2 separate regions of the Homo sapiens genome follow, and region 2 is linked to region 1. Evidence: chromatin contacts called from ENCODE Hi-C or POLR2A ChIA-PET data. All regions are on one chromosome and are shown on one strand. Each heading gives the region's core, a stretch centred on a gene start or an enhancer-like site at or near the end of the contact. The rest is flanking DNA. Distances are from core to core; before and after follow the strand shown.

Region 1 (2,930 bases), core at 177-2,676:
CTATCGAATATGTGTGTGTGTGTGTGTGTGTGTGTGTGTGTGTGTGTTTACCAAAAGTTACCTTTTTCAACTTCTCTTTTGTTTCTCCTTTATATTACAGAAAGAACTTTTTGTAATGATGCATGTAAGTAGATTATACAATCTGTGAATTTCATTTCAAGATAGGACAGGAAGCGTTACAAAATATTCGTGGTCTCCAAAGTGATTCTGACACCTCATGATGACTAAGACCTTTGGTTGCCGTTGCCTCAAATAATTTCCTCCTAGAGCAGCAGTTCTTCACCTCGGCTACACATTGAACTATGTGGGAAGCTATTAAAAATACAGATGCCTGAACCCCACAGCCTTCATTATCTTGTGAGCATCTGGGCCAAGTTCAGTGCTGGTGCTCTTGTTCAGATGGATGTAGCTGGTGGTGCAGAGATCCATGAGCTTGCTTTTATGGGACTTTCTGCTGTTGTTGATCTGGGATGCAGTCAGGATACTAGGGCTTTTTTAAAGCTCCCCAGTTGACTCTAATGCAGCCAAATTTGAGAACCATTCTCTGCTCAATACCTTCAAAAATGGAAAACTAACAACCTCTCACTCAGTGCCACCCCAGGTATGACGTGCAGAACAGCAGCATCAGCATACCTGGGAGCTTGTTAGAAATTCAGAGTTTAGGATCTATCTCAGACCAGCTAAATCCAGATCTTGGGAAGTGGGGCCCAGGTACTTGTATTCCACTCCACGCCTCCACAACATTGGCTTACTTTTAATTTAGCTTTAAATTACAATTTTAAAATGGAATTAACCAGAAGGCAAGGGTATACGGGAAATTTTTTTTAACACTTCTCATGTAAACTCAAGTCTTTTATTCCTTTTTCAGGGGTAAAGCAGGCTTTTCCATTTACAAGGTTATTCATGAGTTGCAAAAATTCCCTCCCTTCCTCCATGCTTTTGTAATTCCTACATTCCGCCATTTAGTCTTGGTGGCCACAATCAAACAGAAATCATGAGGGCCCTTTCCTCTTGCATCCGTAGTGGCAACCTTTGCAGCAGACAGTAACTGCTCCAGATCTGTCAAATAAACGCAAGTATCTGTATTTCTAAATCACCTCTCAGTAATACTTTTGCATACTGGAGTTTTCACTTTGGCATGCCCTAATCCTTACACAAGCACGAATTCCTCTAAATCCCAGCCTGAATTTGTTTAACTTACCAGAGAAGGCTTGCCCATTGAAGATTGGTTCTTCAGCCACTGCTTTTCATTCTCATACCAAACAAGTGCATTTTTAAGAACTCGCGAGAGTCTTGCTACTCTTCAACAGAGAAAGTCATCTCCAAATTAATCCACAGTCAGGAGCACCTCGTGCTGCTTTTATATATCATTAAAGTCCTGTAAAAGCAAGCTCACGGATCTCTGCACCACCAGCTAAATCTATCTGAACGAGAGCACCAGCCCTGAACTTGGCCCAGATGCTCACAAGATGATGAAGGGCACCCCTCCTCCAGCCTGTTCTTGTCCTCTCTCCCAGGGAGGCTTAGTCCTTTGGCACAAAAGCAGTGGTGGCCATTCATTCCTTGCCCTAGTGAAGCCAACTTCCTCCACATTCATTCTGCCCATCAGCATCTGATGCCCCCACAATGGCAAACACTGCAGGGGACCAAAGTCTGACTCCAAAAGGAGGCAGAATGCCAGGTCTTCTGCAGTGATGCCCTCGAATGGCCATCTCTCACTGCCTGGGATTAGCCTACATTGAGATCAATGATTAGCAGGTAACTTGTGAAGCCGACTCCTAAAAGTCCCATTCCTCCATCTTAGCTCATTTGGGAAAACAGTTTTTCCAACACTTCTTACGTAAATTCAAATGTTAGATTCTTTTTTTGGATTTCACAAATAGGACTAATAATTGATCCACTCATGTAAATATGAATACAGTGAATTGCATATAGTAGGCACTGGATTATTTGTTAAAGTGTTGAATTAGGCCAGACACAGTGGCTCGCACCTGTAATCCCAGCACTTTGGGAGGCCAAGGAGGGCAGATCACTTGAGGTCAGGAATTCAAAACCAGCTTGGCCAACATGGCGAAACACTGTCTCTACTAAAAATAGAAAAAAAAAAAATCGCTAGGCGTGGTGGTGGCACACATCTGTAATTCCAGCTACTAGGGAGACTGAGGCATGAGAATCTCTTGAACCCAGGAGGCAGAGGTTGCAGTGAGCCGAGATCGCACCACTGCACTCCAGCCTGGGTGACAGACTCAGACTCTATCTCAAAAAAGAAAAAATGTTGAATTAATACATGTATGTGAATACACTATATGTATGTGTACATGTGCATCTATCTATATAGCTGTATCTCCATCTGTATGTTCATTGATCTATGTGTCTGTATATCTACAGATAGACTGCCCCACCTGACCCAACAACCAGTCCAATAAATGAGCCCTTATTCTGCACTGCCAACCAGACTTCACAGCATTCCTAACATGTTTCACTGAGTCCTCACACAAAGCCAAGAAATAGGTATTATTCCTGAGGTCTCATAAAACCATCTGAGAAATGTGTAGCAGAGAATCAAAGCCATGTATGGCAAAAAATAAAAAATTAAAAAAAAAAGGCACTGGTGCAAAGATTTCCAGAAGTACTGGAGGAGCCATGGGCCACCTGAGAACTATGGACTTCACAAGATCAGATGCAAGGGAGAGAAATTACCTGGTGTAGGGGAGGATTAGACCTTGGCCACCTGGATTCAGTTTCCAGTTTGCCAGGGCCTCAGCAAATTCTTCCTTTTGTGCACCTGTTTCCTGGTAAACTTCCTGCAGAAGCAGAGAAGCTGGTAGGGCTTGGAGGAAACTGAAAAACAGGGACAATGAAAACAGTCCTTTGTATGACACATTTGGCCCTTGTCAAGAAATACAAACGGGGAACCTAGCTTAGGAAAA
Region 2 (2,898 bases), core at 152-2,651, 38 kb before region 1:
TGTTAGCATGTCAGTGCCCTGAGTCATTGGCTTGTGTTCCCCGAATAGCCCATAAGTCTCTCAAGGCCTGAGGCCACATCAGCTGTTTGTCATATGCCTCACTGTGCCTGGCACAGTGACTAGCACACACAGGCCAAGGACTTTTGACTGCTGTATAACAAGAAAAGAACAGGCAAAATCCCAGAGATTTCAAGCTGTTTGTTTTGTTTTCATAAAGAGAAGTTGAAATTTTATTTGGTTTATATTTGTTTCATTGGGAAACCCACTCATATACACACACTTATATGTATCCTTGATGTGGTGAACATGCATTTGTATGTGAGTGTGTATGTCTGTGTGTAAATGTGTGTATGTATATGTGCATATTTTGGGTAAGAATAAGTCTGTGACTGTGTGTATAAGTGTACAAAAAGTGTGTAAGTCTGTATATAAATGTGTTTGTGTGGGTGTGGAAATATTTTTGTGTCTGAGTGTGCATGTGTTTGTGTGTGTCTGCATTGGTTGTTCATGTGTGTTTGTGTGTAAATGTATGTCTGTATGTCTCTGTGCATATGTATTTATGTTTTTGTCTATGAGTACATATATGAATGCATGAATATATGTATGCTTGCATGTGTGTCTACACATGTGCATGTGTATTTGTGTGTGTGTGTGTGTGTATGTGTGTTTGTCTGAGAGCATGCACAAAATCACCCATCCAAGAGGCTGGCAGTGGGTCTCTAGGCCTGGGCCAGGAGGCATCCTGCCTTCATTGGTAATTCCTCCAGCGTCCCAGGAAAGCCATCTTCACTTCCTCTCCGGGACGAGGAGCTAAGCAGAGGTCAAGTGACTTGCCCCAGACCCCACAGCAAGTCGGTGGCGGCTCTGCGAGGGTCTGATTGCCAGGCTCACGCCCCTCTGCAGGCCGAGCTGCCTCGCTGTGGCATGTTGGCACCCGGCCCAGGCCGCGCCGCCCGGCTCTGAGAGCTCCCATTGTGGCCGAGAAGTGGCCGAGTGCCATGGCCTGGCATCCGCAGGTGACGGCAGAGGGAGGAGTGACTCCCGAGGCGACAGGAAAAGGGCACCCCTCATTTTGTGTGGCTAAAGGGTTGGAAATAACAGACGTGTAAAAAGGGGAGGGGGAGAGAGGAAACCAAAGCTAATGAGGAATAATGAAGACGTGGAGAGGGACACACACGGAGAACGGTGGGAGCCGTGGGCAACGCGAGAACCCCGCACTCACACAGCAACAGGAAGCAGAGCCAGCCGGAGGCCGCCGGCTCAGGAAACGTTTTGTTTCCTCCTTTAATTGGTGACCCCGCTCAGAGTTGCTGGAAATGGGCACAGCCCGAGAGACTCGAGTGTGGCTGTGGCAAACAATGGGCTGCTGAATGGCCTGGAAAGGCAGCCAAGAGTGGGCGCAGTCCCAGCGCCAGTGGATCTTAGAGTGGCTCTGCTGGGCACAGAAGGAGGGCTCTGAAACTCTCCCGAATTGTGCTCCCAGCTGGGCTCTCCTGGAAACCCACCTGCACAGAGGTGCCCGTGAATGGGAGAGCTCTCCATGAGAGATGCCCAAACGCCACTGGAAATAGAATCACATGAAGAAAACTGCACTCACCGGAGCATGTCTCATCTAGTGTGGCCAAAGGAGATTTTTTATAATAAGCTTCTAGGGGTAGGGAATCAGAGTTCCCAGGAGTCAAGCTTAGGTAACTACAGGTGGTCAGTGAACTTCTACCTAGAGCGGATGGTGCTGGCTAAGAACTGGCTTTTGTTTTGTGGGCTGGGGCCTGTGAGTTAGGGACTAGGCACAGTCACCTGGGATGGCCAAGAACCTGTCAAGCCACCACCAGCTGCTGCTGTCCAGCACCCCTCCCAGACACCTCTCCTCAAATGAACAAATATTGAAACATCTGTTGAAAGGAACACCAAATTATTCCCCATACCTGGGCTTGGCCAAAAGCAAGACTTGTTCTAATACCAGGAAAATTAACCCAAAGTAGAAATCTTAAAAAAGGGACAAATTGTAGATAGAGACAGGGCATACTATTTGTCTTCCTCTTCTCCTAAGACACCTTGAACATGGAGGAATCAAGGAATAAAAATCTCTTAAGATCAAAGGATAACAGTAAGGAAACCAACAAGCAAAAGATGAGAGGTTTCTAAAAAACAATGCTAGGGCCTGCGTGGCCGGAGTGTATTGATGAACAAGGCTGTGTGAGGGAAACGGTGGCTCAGAAGGCACAGGAGGGGACAGCAGGGAAAGGGCCACCCTGCCAGCAGGACACAGGCTCCTCAGCCAGCAGACCAGGGCTGAGCAATTGAGGAAAAAGGACTGCAAAAGAGGAGAGGAATTAAAAACGTACTCCCAACCCACTGCACCATTCATTTCTTACACCCTGCCCTACTTTTCCTCCAACTCTGAGCACAAAGAGGGCAGGCTGCCCACCCAGCTTGTACCTCTGGCTCCTGGGGAAGAGAAAGACAACAGCGACGACAAAGCTTTCTTTTCTAAATTGAACACGCTTTCTAGGAGTTAGGATCCAGGACTCCTAGAGTGTGTAAAAGCACCCATGGCCATGCCCTCCTCATTCTGGCATTTGGGGGTCCCCAGGCCCAAAACCTCCTTGCCTGCCTCTTCTCTCTAATGTGAAGCCTATCAGTCAGTTAGCCCTGCCCTCATGCAGGCGCCTCACCCAAGCCACACAGCTTACAGCAGCAAAAGTGCACACCAAGTTACCTAGAAAAATGGATCCATGTCTTCCTTCTTAAAAATGAACACCGAAACAGATCACCAAGAATATGGAGAATACTAACTACTACACAAAGCAGAAGCACCAAACAAACAAAACTAAACAACGCCAGAGGAAACAAACACAATTCAGGCAACCAAAGAAGAAATTAAGAAAAAAAAAACTC

What was found. Hi-C counts contacts between places; a loop is a spot of excess contacts on that map. ChIA-PET counts read pairs that join two places held with the same protein, here RNA polymerase II (POLR2A). Pooled maps may share reads with other maps.
Region 2: a loop to region 1 is called in a map of dorsolateral prefrontal cortex, with 3 times the contacts of the local background. The contact joins the enhancer-like site here to the promoter of LINC01727 in region 1. A Hi-C loop is called at or near these places in 6 of 168 maps with a recorded cell type or tissue (A673, OCI-LY7, dorsolateral prefrontal cortex and 2 more), 4 of 37 single-sample maps with no recorded cell type and 12 of 50 pooled maps. POLR2A ChIA-PET finds 5 or more read pairs at or near these places in 1 of 52 experiments (A673).

What each region holds. Positions count from the first base shown.
Region 1 is chr20:21,568,520-21,571,449 of GRCh38, reverse strand. LINC01727 (long intergenic non-protein coding RNA 1727) reads right to left here and starts at 1,426. Exons shown (of 4, transcript NR_109880.1): 1 at 1,202-1,426.
Region 2 is chr20:21,606,579-21,609,476 of GRCh38, reverse strand. All of the region lies in intron 1 of LINC01727 (long intergenic non-protein coding RNA 1727), which reads right to left. Among named protein-coding and RNA genes, the nearest start is that of LINC01727, 38 kb to the right of the region's middle. Within about 2 kb of position 1,401, at least 3 of the 41 ENCODE cell types and tissues checked have a DNase peak (open chromatin) inside an H3K27ac peak, as active enhancers do; they include A673 and dorsolateral prefrontal cortex, where a contact is called at or near this core.